Regions from separate parts of the Homo sapiens genome. Here region 1 is linked to region 2. A link is a loop called in an ENCODE intact Hi-C map of the cell type or tissue named here. Cell type or tissue: Caco-2. All regions are shown on one strand. Links, peaks and the distances in the headings refer to the core of each region. The heading gives the core; the rest is flanking DNA.

What was found. Peaks named below come from ENCODE experiments on the same cell type or tissue, not always from the same donor. Only the 100,000 strongest peaks of a DNase experiment are listed, where the experiment ranks them.
Region 1: it touches region 2 in a loop (4-fold over the local background); 7 of 110 quality-filtered maps call a loop at or near these places.

What each region holds. Positions count from the first base shown.
Region 1 is chr11:94,753,962-94,762,723 of GRCh38, reverse strand. It overlaps a transcript of AMOTL1 not described here. Among named protein-coding and RNA genes, the nearest start is that of AMOTL1, 10 kb to the left of the region's middle. In Caco-2, for the core only: a CTCF peak has its summit at 355 (motif pointing right); a DNase peak (open chromatin) is centred at 343.
Region 2 is chr11:94,702,805-94,711,566 of GRCh38, reverse strand. The region is part of intron 1 of PIWIL4-AS1 (PIWIL4 antisense RNA 1); the gene reads left to right. It also overlaps a transcript of AMOTL1 not described here. Among named protein-coding and RNA genes, the nearest start is that of PIWIL4-AS1, 33 kb to the left of the region's middle. RefSeq lists an enhancer at 4,384-5,583. In Caco-2, for the core only: no CTCF peak of the experiment used is centred there; a DNase peak (open chromatin) is centred at 4,456.

The DNA of each region.
Region 1 (8,762 bases), core at 184-8,183, 51 kb before region 2:
AAGAGTAGAGACGTTGGCCCCAAACAAACTGGTGTCAGACCCGGACTGAGACAGACCAGCTGTAAATATAAAGATTCCGACATGGAGTAGATATTCGATACATGACAGTTATTCTAAACATTATTTGCTACTACTACTACGGAAACCTTGGGAGTACTGAAAACTCATAATACTTTTTTGGCTGATGTTATTGCAGGGTTTCTCAACCCTGGCCCTCTGACATTTGGGGCTGATGATTCTTTGTTGTGAGAGACTGCCCAGTGCATTGTAGGGATGGCCTCTACCCACTAGATGCCAGTGGCAACCACCCCCTCTACCTTCATTTATGAAAACAAAAACTGTCTCCAGACATTGCCAAATGTCCCCTAGGGGGCAAAATTGCCTCTGATTGAGAACCACTGAGTTAGTTGATTAATTGATGTTACCCACTTTAAAAGAAGCTCCCAAGCTTCTAATCATATTGATCATTCCATTGAGATACTGGGTGAATCTAATTGCATACTAATAGCAGCTTCAGTTCCATCCACCCTATAATATATCATTCTATTATGATTGCTTCCCTTTCCTCTTTTCATGAGCAAAAAAACTAATCATGTTTTCCTCTCTGATTTCCAGTGATGATATAGACACATTTTTGTTTCTAAAACTGGAATCATACTGAGTTTCTAAAACAACATAAAGCCACTATTAAAAATAAGGAGTTTCACAATAGCTGAAGTTCAGAATGTTCACCCTAAAGAACCCTTGTAATCCCCATTTTGAAAGTAATTATTGGATGTTTATACTGAAAACATATATTTTCAGTTCATAGAAAGAACAGTGAGAGAAATGACCCCTCCACAACCTGTTCAGCAATTTTAGTTCTTCTCTCTCCAGAATATGCACTACAGACCAACAGGTCTTACACCTTTTTAAAAGCCAAGGAAAGACAGAGAAGTGGGGAAATTCTCACCATTCCTAATGGCTCCAGACACTCTAGATGGTTCCATTCAGGAGAAAAATTTGTTTTACAGCATAAACTCAAAGTGAGGGAAGAAGTTAAAATTCATGTCTTAAATGTTCTATAAGTTATTGATCAAGAAATCAGAAAGCATTTATTGCATCTCAGCCATAGAGCCAGTATCATGCTAGGTACAAGTCTTCAGAAAAGTCCAAAGTATGGATTGGGAGAGAGAGAGGAATAATTAAAAATAACTAGAAAAAAATTAGAAATAACTAGAAAAAATAAAGTCCTGGGCCAGGCGCAGTCGCTCATGCCTGTAATCCCAGCACTTTGGGAGGCCAGGGGGTGCGGATCACTTGAGGTCATGAGTTGGAGACCAGCCTGGCCAACATGGTGAAACCCTGTCTCTACTAAAAATACAAAAATTAGCCAGGCATGGTGGCAGGTGCCTGTAATCCAAGCTACTCAGGAGACGGAGGCAGGAAAATCACTTAAACCTGGGAGGCGGAGGTTGCAGTGAGCCGAGATCACGCCACTGCACTCCAGCCTGGGTAACAGAGCAAGACTCTGTCTAAAAAAAAAAAAAAGAAAAGAAAAAAGAAAAAAATTAAGTCCTAAACAGAGGATTAACTGAAAGGACAATAAAGTTTGAAAGAAGGCAAAGTATGTGAGAACTATAATGGTTCATTCATTCATTCAGAAATATTGGCCGAGCACATTGACTTATTCCTGTAATCCCAGCACTTTGGGAGGCCAAGACGGGAAGATCGCTTGACACCAGGAGTTCAAGACCAGCCTGAGCAACACAGTCAGACCCTGTCCCTACAAAAAATAAAAATAAAAATAAAAAATTGACCAGGTGTGGTGGAGTTTGAGGTTACAGTGAGCTAGGATGGCACCATTGCACTCCAGCCTGGATGACAGAATGACACCCTGTTCCCCCAAAACCATCAAAAAAAATTATTGATTACATTGATAATCCACATACTCTGCTAGATGCTCAAATACCCTGGTATGGGCTTTGTCTTACTAAAACATATAAAGAAGTCTACAATTACAAACTAGCCTATGTGCAATGAAAAAAAGGAGCAGACTAGGACTGCAATAACAGAGGGGTTAACAATTAGGGAGAAAGTGGTCATTTAGAGAGGATGAAAGGGGAAGCCTTCTCCAAGGAGATATGTAAGTAAAGACCTAAAAGACAGGAAGGTTTGGCCACATAAAGGAGGCAGGAAGAGCATTCCAGGCCAAGCCAATATCATGTGCAAAGATCTTGTGGCAGAAAAATTCTCAGAAAGTTCCAGGAACTTAAAGGAGGCAAAGGAAGTATAGTCCCTGCAGGTACCCTGTGCTGAGGATGCAGGGATGGCCCAGGAAAGCTCTTTAGGAATGTTACTTGTCTCCTTTACCTGGGTGTCTGGGAATGGCCCCTTTCTATTCAACCTATGTGATGTAAGGTATATACAATAGGGGTTTCAAATTAAATAGAGGAGAGAAAGAGAAATCAGAAAATGGCCAGTTTGGGATAAACAACAATAAAAAGATTAAATGGAAACAACCTGAAAGTAAACTCCACAGTCTATGTATTTGATTACAATATCTACCCAAAAGATGCAGCCTCTTTAGAGCTTTAACTGAGTCCTGTTGAAAACAGGAGAAGACTCAGAATCTTCAGTGCCATTAGGGCAGTAGTTCTTAAACTTTAGCTGTATCAGTATCACCTGAAGGGCTTGCTAAAACACAGATTGCAGGGCCCCGCTCCAGAGTTTCTGATTTGGTAGGCCTGGATGGGGCCCAAGAATTTGCATTGGCAACAAATTATCTGATTGTGCTGATGCTGCTTGTCCATGGACCACACTTTGAGAACCACTGGTTTAGGATATTTGAGGGCCTATATTTCTATGCATTCAGAATTTCAACCTAAATAAGGAAACAGGCACATGATATTGTACAAGAAGAAAGATCATAATCCAGTTTTCTATGTTGAACTGGCACATATGGAGTGTCTCCTCTGAACCAGATGATTTCATTCATTATCTCATTCCATCAGTATGGCAGATATTATTACCCATGTGTTACCCATGTGGACTGGAGGCTAGGCGAGGTCCTGTGAATTACCTGAGATCACATGGCTAATAAGTGACAGAGCCAAGATTCAAGATTCAAGTCTGGTTTTTGCAGAGCTCTTGCCCTTTTTTTTTTTTTTTTTGCACCTAAAAGATGAAAAACTTCACTCTGCGTCAAGGTATCTGGAAAATGAAGCTGCATTTGGGGCACATTATAGATGAGGAATGATCCATATATGGTGAGCAGAAAACTCAACTATAGAATTATTTCTTAGCTAGTACCAGATACTCCAAACTACAAATGCTTAAGTAAAAGTAAAATATGATTTGCCATACTAAAAGTCTAGAAGTGAAATATGACAGAATTTAAACCAGCAGATATAAATGCAGCACCTATGTGTATATTTTTAAAAAATCAAATATTGAGGAAAAAAATCAAATATTGAGAAAAGCTCTGGCCTTAAACACATCTCACCTGAAATCCAACCAGAAAGCCAGTCCATGATTTTAGCAAATTTTAATTCATTGTATGAAAAAAAAATTATGAATGCTAGGTGAATCCAGTGACAAAAAGGGCACTTTTTTGGTTAAAACTACAAAAGAAACTTGTTTTCTGAGAACATTAAGGAAAACATTTTAAGTCATTTTCAAAATGTCTAATTGATATGATCTTCAGAAAAAAACATATCTAATCCGTATAGAAATTCATCTTGAAATAAGAATGAGGCAGAGTGTTTTTTTTAAAGTGTTATGTATATATATGCCCTTCAGGTCAGTGTAACATGACTGTGATCATCTTACAAACAAAACTCAAAATCAATTCAGAGAGCAGCGTGGCCTTGGAGACCACCCACAGTCAACACAGTTGTACATACTGGGCTTTGCTGTCAAGTTAAGGAGTGAGCAAATGAGTTCAGTATCAAAGGTCATGTTTTCACAGTCATTCAAATTATATCCCAAAAATTTCTTGTATTCTCTACTTTTTGACTTTTCTTTCAAAGAACTGATTGCAGAGTATACGGAAATCCTGCTATACTTTATGTACTACTTTAGGTGGGGTATAATTTCTTTTTAATTTATCATTGCTTAAAAATCTTCAAAATAGCTTAGTGAGGCTCATGACAGTGCTGGCCACATGGAGATGTAGCCTTTTGTTGCCTTTAAACACTGTCACGCCATCTATGACTATCCCATTGGTCTGAAGTGTACTGGCAAACTAAGCATCCTGTAAGACAAGCTAAAGCTTGCTTTTTGCCAATCAGTTGAACGTCCTGCATCTCTTCACTGATGCACTTTCTCTAGGCATTGATAGTCAAAAGCACAAAGCATTTATTACGCATTCAATCATGTAGCTAAACAAAACACTGAAGTCTCCTGAAGCCATTTAAACCAGCCGTTCCAAAACCTCCTGCCACCACTTTGATCTGTTAGTACCATCAAAAACTTTCCCAACTATAAATGAAATAATAAATGGTAGTGCTGCTCTCCAGACATTAGGCACTGCTCCATATCTTTGAACATTTGATTTTTTAGCTAATAACTGTGTCAAAAGCCTCAAAAAACCCTGAAATTAATTTGAAATTAATTAAATGAAATTAACAGAGCCAAGATTCAAGTCTGTTTTTGCAGAACTCTTGCCTTTTTTGTTTTTTTGAGATGGAGTCTCACTCTATTGCCCAGGCTGGAGTGCAATGGCACAGTCTTGGCTCACTGCAACTTCTGCCTCCCTGGTTCAAGTTATTCTCCTGTCTTATCCTTCCAAGTAGCTGGGATTGCAGGCATGCGCCACCATGCTCAGCTAATTTTTGTATTTTTGGTAGAGACGGGGTTTCACCATGTTGGTCAGGCTGGTCTTGAACTCCTGACCTCAGGTGATCCATCTGCCTCAGCCTACCAAAGTGCTGGGATTACAGGTGTGAGAAGCTCTTGCTCTTAACTACTATTTTATGTTGCCTCCCATCTCATGGGTACAAGAAAGATGTTTCTTGACTCCAGACCTTACTTCCCGACTGGAAAGCACTCTGAGGCCTGCCCCATTGTGGTTAGTGATGAATCTAGACAGTTTTCACAGACTCCTGGGGACTCTTAGTGGCCTGAATTTGCTACTAAGCTGTTCCCTTTTCTTATAGGAGACAGTAAGATCTATTTATTAAGCCTCCATGTAAGCATTATTCTCAGCATGTTACAGGCACTCTCTCTTTTTAAACCACCAGAGGTGGTTTCCTCTCTGTGGGAAGCAGTTACAGATTTTAAAACACAGACTTAGCAGCCAGATGGGCCTGGAATCACCCCTCCTCTGCCACTTAGTAGTCCTATGATATTGGCTGAACGACTTAACTTCTGTAAAGCCGTTTTTCCTCATTTCATAAGCGGTGGTTACAATAGTATCCACCTCACAGGACTGTGAGAAATTCATGAGTAAATTACATGTAAAGCTCTTAGTCCAGTGCTTAACTTGCAGCAGGTGTTCTAGAAATATTAACTATTATTAACCTGTTAGCCATTTTCTTACCAAATATGGTCATTTTCGTGGAGTTTTAATTATTGCTGTGCTAGACTGTGCTAGACACATAGTTTCTTTTTGTTTATATTTCCTGAGTTTTGGGCAGATCCAGGAAACATGAATAATTATCATCTTGATTTGAGCTCCCCATCCCCCCACCCCAACAAATAGGAAAAATATTTCAAGATACCAAAATAGACAAAACAGAAAAAAAAAAATGGGCTAGGTTAGGTATTTTAGGTAAATTAGTAATTATAACTATACCCAAATGAATATTAATTAACTGATTGATATAAACTCAGGCAGGGGAGTTGAAATCAAGAGGTCTAATGGTCCCACAATGCCACGTATTGGCCAAGTTATATGTGAGGTGATGTGCTCATGTCTCAGTGCCAAATTTTAAGTGAAATGTTTCTCAGCTAGAAAGCACTCAGAAGGTGTTGAGCAGGATGGGAGTGGATGGGGAAACTCGGCCATATCTAGTGTAGAAAAGAGAAGATTAAGACATAATAATAATGACAACCTTCAAATATTTCAAAATCTTTTAGAAAGAAATGAGGAATAGACTTATTCTGTATTTGCTCTGTAACACTATATAGCAATAATGTTTTTCAAACAGTAGTTGGTCACCCAATTGTGGGTCATGAAATCAGTTTAACGGGGTCCTGACCCGCATTTTAAATAAATGAAATAGAATATAATAGGAAATACCAGATGCAGCCGAATAAGAGTAATAGCTATTCCATGAAATTCTGTTTAATTATATTTATATTTGTATTTGTGTTTGTGGGTCTAAACATAAAATATATCCTTATGTTGGGTCATAATAATGATACAGGAGGAGGGCAGGGAAGTGCTGGGTAGAGAAGGGCGGGGTCCCTGGCAAGGGCTCCATCCTCGGGCCTGTGCCCACAAACCTAAATGAGGACAGGCATTTCTGTTTTTGCACCCAAAAAGCTGCTTTTGGCCTGCCACGCCCCCCATCCTGTGCCCATAAAAACCCGAGACCCTAGCGGGCACAGACACAAGCGGCTGGACGTTGAGAGGAGCAGAAGAGCACACCACCAGACACCATCCAACACTGCAGGCCATCGACAGCGGAATTTGGTTGGGGGCAGTCAGAGGAGAGTCTGGCTGCTGAGCAGCCTGACTCCAGCGGAAGGTCACATTCCAACTCCATCCCCTTTCTGGTTTCCCGTCCACCTCATTCAGAGCTACCTCCACCACTCAATAAAACCTTGCACCCATCCTCCAAGCCCACGTGTGATCCAATTTTTCTGGTACAATAGGGCAAGAACTCAGGATACAGAAAGCCCTCTGTCCTTGGGATAAGGCAGAGGGTCTAACTGAGCTGATGAACACAAGCGGCCTGCAGACAGCAAAACTGAAAGAGCACACTGTAACACACACCCACTGGGGCTTCGGGAGCTGTAAACAGTCAACCCTAGATGCTGCCGTGGGCTTGGAGCCCAAAAACGCTCCCCACAACCTGCCTGTCTGCATGCGGCCTCTAGGAGTTTGAGCAGCGAGGCACTGAAGAAGCGAGCCACGCCCCTGTCGCAGGCCCTGTGACGGGGATATGGGAACTCCTCCCATTTCAGTAAAATAAATGTTGGAAAGCTCTAGAAGGCAAAACATGGACAACTGTGTGTAAGAAACAGTAAGTCAGGTTTCAGCTCTCTATAAAGAAATCGTTATAATAATGATCACTGTGTAACAATAGACCAGGTTTTCTCAGGAAGCAGGAGCTCCTCCCCCACTCATACAACACCTGCTCAGAAGATGTTCTAGCAGAGGCTGAGTGATGGTGCATTAAGGAGGACGGCATTGGGTATTCCCTCCTATGAGGACACTAAGATGCTCTGACTCTCCAAAATGGAGTCGATCAGACATGAGCTTCTGCTAAAAGAAAGAATGGAAGAAAATCAAAACCTTAACATTCAGACCCCAGAAGCCATATAACCAGTCCAGGAGTAGGCAGTCTTCTGTGTTTATATATTGAGCACAGTGAAGCACGCATCAAATCCCTGAAGTTGTTCAGGATTTCTACTGTAGGAAGGGTTAATTTCAAGCATCCATTTTCTAACTGAGGTGATAAAATAATATGCATAGCAGCAATCAAGTCTCATCGATGTAAGCACCTAAATGGAGTCAAGTGGCAACTGAATACCTGGTGACATGGAACTGAGTCACCATTTATCACACCTACTAAGAGCAAGCCAAAATCCAATGCAAAGAGCAGAGCATCCCCAGATGTTGCTCCCACACCTAGGGCTGCCAGATGAAACACCAGTTGGATCTGAATTCAAATTATCTGTTTATCTGAAGATAAACAACAAAATATTTTAGTATTATGTGTCCAAAATATTGTAGTGGACATACTTATACTAAAAAAAATATTCACTGTTTATCTGAAATTCAAATTTGACTGGGTCTCCTGTGTTTTATTTCCTAAGTCTGGCAAATACCAACCTACCTACACTAGGTTATATCCCTAAAATTCCTTTAGTGGAGCCCTTAGTCTCTCATTTGGTAAACAGTGTGGAATGTCAGCTATAAGAAGCTGATAGTAGTAAAAAGCAATACTGATAAGGATGGAAAAAGGAGTGAAATGCAAGTGAGCATGGTGTAACAGCTTTGTCCCACTGAATACTACTGAGCCAAATTTAAGGACCTCTTAAGAGTAAGCAAAACAGACACTGTGAGGCATGAGGGTGTGGACAGCATTTGAGGAAGGAGATAACAAGGTTACAGTCCCACTTCGGAGCGTTCCCATGCTAAATCTGGGTTTGTATGGGAGAGAAGATTCAGCTTCATTCTTCTGCACTTTATTATTCAGCATTTGGTCACAGGGACCCCAGAGGAAGAGCTCACAATGGCTGCCGCCAGCTGTTCTGAGGCATACATGATGCCGTTCGGGTCACACTGTGATGGATGGATCTCATCTGGAAAGCCAGCCTGGCCTCTCCTTGACCTCCATGACTGAGTCGGGTTCCTCTTCTCTGGGGTCCCATGTCCCCCTTGCAGTCACCATATAATAACAACAATAATTGAAATTGCTCATAGAGTGCCAAATATGTGCTGGGCACTCTACATATATTATCTCACTTAACCCCTTCCAATAACCCTATGAAGTAGATATTTGCCTTCCCATATCACAGATGAGGAAACTGAAGTCCACAGGGGTTAGATCACTTGCCCAAGGTCATGCAGCCCATCAGTGCCCACTGGCCTGAAGGAGCTAGAACTC
Region 2 (8,762 bases), core at 190-8,189:
GTGATGATATGGTTAGTGATATTTTGATTGTGGCAATAGTTACATGAAGCTAATGTGACAAAAACTGTATACAATCACACACACAAACACACACACACACAATGAGTACATGCATAGCTGATAAAATCTGATAAGGTCTGTGGATCGTACCAATGTCAATTACCTGGTTTTGATATTGTACTATAGGTATGTAAATGTTAACAGTGGCGAAGGCTGGGTGAAGGGGGGCACTCATAGACTCATGAATCTATAAATATTTCATAATGTTTTTTAAAAATATACAAGCCAGCTATTCTTTAACAGCCAGAGTGTTTGCATGATTCTTTGTTTACAAAATCCACAACTAGATCAACCATAAATTTAATGAGATGGATCTGTCAAACATCAATTCATATATTAAAATTACACAGATTAAAATTTTGTATTCACAAGGTCTGAATAACTCAAGAAAACTTAATATTCACATTTGGCTCTCAAGAGTGATTTTATCCTTCACCCTGACCTACCAAAGTGGTAGCATCTATCTGTATACTGGTAAACCTAAAATGTTTGGAGTACCTTGGGCTTTGGATCCCCGTAGAAGTCATCTAACTTCAGTTTCTCCTTAAACACAACTTTAAAAATAGTAATAAATAGTTATAATATATTGAGCACTGAACTATTCAACTACCTGCTACAGAGTGGAAGGTAAGAACAGGACTCACAAGAAATGAGAAAACATGGTCCCAATTCATATTATTTTAGATACAGAGGATGGGATGCAGAGGTTGTTTTTAAGCCTTTGGAAATGCATTTAGGAGCAAAAAGAGGGACAAAAAATGGCAGTAGAAGAGATATTCAGAATGTAAATATTCAGTGTGATATAAGTATTTATTGAACACTTATCTTGAGCACCTGTAGAGTGATGACCAACTGAAGCTCTGGGTTTGCCAGGGAGCCTGTGGCTTTGGGACTTGCAACAAAGTATCATTAGTACTGCTCCAACGCTGTCACTACTGCCACTGTTAGCTGTTATTCATTTACGTAACACAGATGTATTAGGCACTGTGCTAAGCACTCCACAAATATCATCTACAAATATAATCGCCACACGAACCTTGTGAGATGGCATTACTATCCAGATTTTAAAGAAGAAGAAACTGAGAAGACATGTCTAGATACTTTCCCAAGGTCAGCAACTAGAAAATGTCAGAGTCCTGATAGGAACCCGGGTCATCTGACTTCAAAATTCATACTTTTAACCAATAGTCTATGTGTCTTCACCAAAGCCTGTTTAAAACCCTCCTCTTTGCTACTCTTTTCTCATGGCTTCAGGTGCTTTCCACCAGGCCTCAGGTGGCACCTCTGGGCAGTTCCCTGACTTCATATTGTCTCTGCTCTACCTCCTTCCCCTAACAAATTCCATGTGGAGGATTGGGCACAGCCAATATAGCAGGCAAGGCAGATCTTCAGCAGAGCCTTGTATGAGGAGAGTTGGGTGGGTAGGTATGGAGGCAGATGATGAGAGAAGAGTGTATGTGTGAGTGTGAGAAATGTTTTTTCCCTGATTTTATTATAACGGTAAAACGAGTTAGTAAATGAGTCTCTTTCTCGAGTCTTTTTAACTAAAACATTTGAGTTAGTGGTATAAGGCCAGGAAATATGCAAGGACAAAGAACTACCTGGTTGGATTCTTCTATTTCTGACACCATCTCAGGGGCTTGATCTCAGCCGGCTTCAGAGTAAACAAGGTTACTACCTTGTTCCCATTATCTAATGCTACATAAAAACCACCCCCAAACTTAGTTAATATACATTGTTATTATCTCTCAATGTTCTATGGGCTGAGTGGGCTGAGCTGAGTGGTTCTTATTCAGGGTCTCTCATATAGTTGCAGTCAGATAGTGGTGGGGGCTGGAGTTATTTAAAAGTTTCTTTCCTTACATGTCTGAAGGCTAAGTTTGAATGGCTGGAAAATCTGAGGACTGGTTGGGATTCAATCCTTGTAGCCTCTCCATGTGGCCAACTTGGACTTTCTCACAGTATGCTGGTCTCAGAGTAATTGGCAGTCATGGGCTTGGGCCAGCTTGTATTGGCTTATAAGAGCTGATTCTGCATATCTCCTCCCAAACCTGTGTTCAGTGCTATCATTTTGGAAGCCATGGTGGGAGTATTTACACCATGAAAATTGGCAAACACTGCAAATTAAGGAACTTTTTTTTTTCTCCAGAGAGCCAGTTTACTAGCACATGACTCTACATGGTAGTTGGCTTCTGCCAAAGTAACTGAGACAAGAAACCCAGAAGGAAGATGTAAACCTTCATAGAACCTAGCAATGGTTGTCCCAGAATGTTGCCTTCTTCTCTTTCTATTGGTCAACCAAGTCTCTAAGGCTAGCCTATATTTAAGAGGTGGAGAATTAGCATTAAACTCCTGTGGGAAGAGTAGCAAAGAATTTGTACAGTCTAGGAGCTGGCACAGAGTAGGCACTCAATAAATGCTTGATTAATGAATGAGTGTGTAGTCATTTTAAACACTGATCTGCACATCCTTAAGCCACTCTAAATGCACAAGTCCTTTTAGAAACTTTTACTTCAACCAACGATTTTTAAATCTCTGAGTAGCCTAACTCTAAAACTGCTTGATATAGATCTATTTACACTCTGTCCGCAGGTATTTGCAGACCTGTTTACTCAGGCCTTTCCTGGTTAACTGTACTGGTTTCCTGTACTCAATTGGTAGTACTACACACATTACAATCACAGATTGCTTGCTTTATAGACGTTTATAGATGTGCTGTTTAGGTTGGCTTTATTTCCTTAAGTAAACTGCAAGTTTCTTAAGAGAGTTCGCATGTATTTCTTTGCCACTCCTCCTTCCTACCATGCCAACTACAGATAGTTTTAAACACATACACATGAATACTTACAACATAGGTGGTGGTTAGAGATTATAACCCTTAAAAGTGAAGGAAAGAAGGAGCGGTACTAAAATTTTTTAATTGCTATGTTTTAGAGCCTTCCATAAATGTTCTCATTTAACTCTTCTATTTACCTAATGAAGCAGGTATTGTTTCCATTTCACAGTTGAGGGAAATGAGCCTCAAGAAGGTTTAGACATTTGGTCCAAGCCATACCGGGAGGTGGAGAAGCTGGGATTCAAATGAAGACCCACATGGTTCCAAGGTCTGAGGCTTACGCATTCTTCAGGCTGCCTTCCCACTGCTTTCTACATTCCCTATCCTCTCGCATTCTGGCCTCTCTCCTTAAAGCACCTACAAGAGTCATAAAAATGCTAATGCTTCTAAACTCCAAATAGAGTAATAAGCATTTCAAGTTCTTCTCTGGTAAAAATGTCCTTAGAAAGCTTAGTAAAACAAGAAGCTTAGAGCGTCTTATACTAGGAGTGGAGTGAGCCTGGTAGCAGGGGGGACGAGCTAAGGGGATAATGCAATAACTCAGGCAAAGCGTGTTGATGGGTTAGACCAAGGTAGTAGTGGTGGGGTAGAGAGATGTAAACCATTTGGAGAGATATTAAGAAGACTGACTCAACAGACTAGTGATTGATTGGATTGTGCAGGTGCTGATCAATTATTTTAGAACCATCATTCTGGATGCTGCTGGGAGGTAAGACTGGAGAGAGGAGGCCCAGATGTGAGGTTTCTGTATTCCTAGAAAAAATTGATAACGGCTTTAAACTAGGGTAATATCTGTGGAGGTGGGGAGAAATGGATGGATTTGAGAAATAATATGGAGTTCGAATCTGCTGAATGTGTTCCCAAATCAGATGTGAAAATGTGAGGAAGTTTGGAGGGGTGTTTAGGGTGAAATCCAGAAATCTACCACCAGGAACTTTTCACAGACCTAGGGGACACAGAAGGGGGAGCAGATTTCAGGTGAGGATGAATTCTGGATATGGTCTAGTCTGAGGTGAATGTATAACCAGGCACTGGCAGCCAGTATGCAATTGCATTTAAAACAAAGCAAACATCTCTTATCTAAATGAGTCTTTGCTCCCTGTATAGGTTATAGATGATTGTGCCAAATACTATATGTGGCAGGGTTCTGTGCCAAGAAATAAAGGGCTCTGCAATTCTCAACATTTTCATTTGACAGTGGTTCAACTTTCTTTCCAAAAGCCGTTTATCATCCTGTAGGCACCTCTGTCATAAACAAGATGTCTTTATTGAGCCTTCCAAAGCTGATAAGAGTTGTATGATTCAATCAGTGACAGAGACTCATATAACTCATAGGAAGTGTTGCAGGGAGATTTCAGTGGTCTCTAGGAGCACAGGGTCTGCCTTCACACACACACACACACACACACACACACACACAGAGAGAGAGAGAGAGAGAGAGAGAGAGAGAGAGAGACCTCATGTATATTTTCTTGGAAGAACTCATAGGGTCAGGCACTAAGATATGTTTGTACACTTCTGCCCTGCATGCGGCAGCACAGCCATTGTTTGAACAAGGTACCTGCATGTCAGAACAGGCATCCTGGGCCCCTTTTTTTCCTGCTACACTCCTGAGAAAGAAGGGAAGCATTCACACCAGCGAAACAGCAAATCAAGGCTCTCCAGAGAGCTGCTTTTCTGCACATATTTTATAAGAATCAGCTCTCTAAGAGTCTACCCAATCAGTAGGAAGGCAAAGGAGGTATGGATGGCCCTAGCCCAAAGGAGTCCACTTACAGTTGCTTCACTAACATGCTCATTATACAGCTCTTAGAATAGGCACCTAATACCAAGCCCCGATTAGATTCCTACACCCACTGTGAGAGCCCACCACTGCAGCTCAAAGCTGACTTCGCCTAGCCATGGTCTGCCACCCCACCAGGTGGGGACCGGCTGCCATGGAAACAGCCACCCTCCCCACCCAATGGAGTATTTCTTGATCTAATTCCAACTCTGCCCATAGATGCCTTCCAAAATCCCCCCCTCGTGTTAAGGTTCCCTAGAGTGAAACCCACTAAATAAGAATTTTCTTACCTGTGAGAAGTCCTGGTGACCGGCAGTGGAAAAAATACTAAGTTCTAACAGAAGTGACAGGGACTCACAGAGCAAATGTGTTCGTTTTAAAAGAAGAAAGGTGACTTCATCCCTGGTGCCGTGGAGTTTAAAAAGAGCAACGAGTGCTGCCTGGCTGAGCCAACTCTGCTTCATCAGTGATGACTCCATCCAAATTATGCAGCCATTGCCCAGACATGCTCAGCCTTCAGAAGGTAAATCGCTGGAATCTGACTAACCCTGTTGTTTTCAAAGAGCTTCAGAAAATCCTAAGGCACCAATTGCCTTAACTGGCACCAGAGAAAGAAAAATTATGCACTTATTTCCTTGAGTCATGTCATTATCTCCCCCAAATCCAACTCTGAAAAACAGTACTCTAGGGAAGGAAAATAGATATTTAGACTTTCTGAGAGGTGAAAATTACTGGGGAAGTGGAAGCAGGGAGGAAGAAGAAGCGAAGGTATTTCAGCCAGGAGGAGGGGCTGTAAGAAGCTGGAAATGACCAAATTGCTAAGAAATTTTCAGAGCTATGAATCTGTAAGCAAAGGTGACAAACAGGTGACTGGACTTTGCAAAGGGAAAAATATTCAGTTAAGAAAAGGAGGTTAGTTGCTACAGGAAAAAGTGTGACAGCCTTTCTCAAAAATGCAACCAATTTTTATTTTCTTTTTGTTGAACATAATGCCACTCATTCAATATGGGGTCATTTGTAATATTAACATATCAGTTCAAAACATGCCTGCGTTCTAAACAGAAGGATTTGGAGAAAGAGACAGGATTTTTTTTCTTCTGTATGTTAAAGGTGAGGCTGGAGGAATTAGATTTGTAACATGGGATTCAAGGTCATTTCAAGCTACCCAGTGGGCCAATCACCTACTCTTGATGCCAAGTCCTTGGTCTAAACTTTGGACAAGAGTTCTGGCTGGGGTGCTAGGGAAAGGAATGGTAATGAGTGTGATCTCTGTTGGAAGTGGGGCAGAGGGTTGAGCTCAGCAGCCAGCTGCCCTTTCTCCCAGGCTTCTATTTCAGGAGAGTATAAGGTGACTCTGGGTCATTAGGCTTCTATCTAATTTCTTGCTCAGCTATTTTGAGGCTTTGAGATTTTCCTGTGTCAAGTTTCACTCCAAAGAGGCTAAAACAAGAAAAAATGCACTTTTTATTTAGATAGAGGTATTCAGATCCAACATTAGAGATTTTCGAAATCACAGATTTAAGACATGTCAAAGTGGCTTACAAAGGGAACTTGCAAATCTTTTGTTTGGGGTGTGAATAATGATAGGAGTAGAAGACGGGCAGCGTTTCATCAATGGTAAGAACAATGAAGGCAGGAGTCATTTTTATTTGGTTCATCATAATGTCCTTGAAACCTAGCAAAGAGAGTACCATACAGTAGGTGCTCAGCAGAAGGAGAGTGAATGGTGTCAGTCCTTTTCCATTCCAGGTCTCTAGAATAGATCTGCTGAGAATGCTTAAAGTCACCATCTTGTTGGTGAGGCATTTGGAGAGAGCATGAGCCAGTGGGTCTTGTAGAACGAAAAAGAACTTGGTTATTTGCTTTGTCTCAGCCTCTAGGTTCATTGCCAAAGTTAGAATGGAGCAAAGAAGGCCAATTGCTGGACTCAGGAGCCTCCTTTCCTCCCCAGGAGCCTCCTTTGCCTATGAGCTAGACTCTCATGTCTTTTCCTAAGGCCAGGACTCAACCCAATGGGTAATCTGCCAATTGTCTTCAATTTTTTTTTGTTCTCAAAAGCCTATTAAAATTTTCAAACTTAGAGAAAAGTCAGAATAATTGTACAGTGAACACCTATATACTTACCACCGGGTTTCTTCAATTAACATTTTGCCACGTTAGTTTTATCCCATGTTGATTCTCTGCTCATTTCTCTATCCATCCAGCAACTCATTTAATTATTTTTGTTATTGTCTTTCAAAATAAGTTTCAGACATTAGTATATTCCCCCCAAATACTTCAATATTATTAGCCAGAGTTCAATATTTATTTACAATTTCTTTGTTTCTATTCAGATAAAATCTGTATACAGTGCAATGCACAGATCTTAAGTGTATCATTTCCAAGTTCCTCTAGACACATACACCTGTGCAATCCAAACTCCTACCAAGATACAGAACATAACCATCACTCTGGAAAGTTTCTTTATGTCCCTTCCTAGCAAACCCCTATCTCACATCCCAAGAGATAACCAATCTTCTGATGATTTTCACCAGATTAGTTTTGCCTGTTTTAGTATTTTATATTAATGGAACCATACAAATTGTATTCTTTTATGCAAATTTGTGTGCACTCAGCATGTTTTGGGGGTTCATTCATCCATGTTGTTGCTTGTATCAGAAGTTGGTTTCTTTTCATTGCTGAATAGTATTTTACTCTATGAATATGCCAGTATTCTAGTAATGGATACCTGGGCTTCCAGCTTAGGGCTATTAGGAATGAAGCTAATGTGAACATTTTTGCACATGTCCCTGTGAACATTTGTTTTCAGATCCTTTGAGTAAATACGTAAGAGTGAAATTGTTGGTTCTTAGGGTAGCTATATGCAATTTTATACAAAATTGCAAGATCTTTTCCAACATTCTTATGTAATTTTCCTCTCCCACCACCAATGTATGAAAGCTTTAATTGCTTCATGTCCTCACCAAAATTTCGTGTTGTCAGCCTTTAATTTTAGCCACACTGGTAGATGTGGAATGGTATCTCATTGTGGTTCTAATTTGCATTTCCTTGATGACTAAAGATATTTCATGTTTTTCATGTGTTTATTGACCATTCACTTATTACCTTTTGTGAAGTGTCCAAAATTTTTGACCATTTAAAAAATTTTTAAATTGTTTTATTATTGTTTTAGATGTTCTTAGCATATCATGGACACCAATACTTTTTTATTTTTTTGAGATAGGGTCTCACTCTGTTGCCCAAGTAGGAGTGAAGTGGCTTGATCATGGCTTACTGCAGCCTTGACCTCCCAGGCTCAAGTGATCCTCTCACCTCAGCCTCCTGAGTAGCTAGGACTACTGGTGCATGCAACCACACCCAGCTAGTTTTTGTATTTTTAGTAGAGGCAGGGTTTTGCTATATTGCCCAGGTTAATCTTGAGTTCCTGAGCTCAAGCAATCCAGCTACCTTGGCCTCCCAAAGTGTGGGGATTATAAGCATGAGCCACCATGCCCAGCCAGATACCAATACTTTTTAAGGTAAGTTTTGCAAATATTTTCTTCTGTCCTGTGGTTTGTCTATACATTTTCTTAATGATGTTTCTGTGCTTCTTTTCATTTCTTTAAATTTTTATTATCTAACATAATATTTTTGCTTTTTTAGTTTTTACCTCACTCAAAGTCATACAGATATTTTCCTACATTTTCTTCTGGAAGTTTTTTAAATTTTAGCTTTTATATTTAGGTCTATGGTCCATCACAAATTAATTTTTGTGGACGGCATAAGTTAAAGCAAGGTTAATTTGTTTCCATATAAAATGTAGTTATTTCAACACCATTTGTTGAAAAGACTTCCTTTCCCAATTAGGTCACTTTGGCACCTTTGTTGAAAATAAAATAAATGTATAAGCATGTGTCTATTTTTATTTCTGGGTTCCTTATTCTTTCCATCAGTCTGTTTGTTGATCCTTATACCAGTTGCAGACTCTCTTGATTACTATAGCTTTAGGGTAAGTCTTGACGTCCAACAATGTGAGTCATGTGATCTCATATCAAATTGGAGGAGGGTCCTGGTGGAAGGTGATTGGCTCAAGGGGGCAGATTT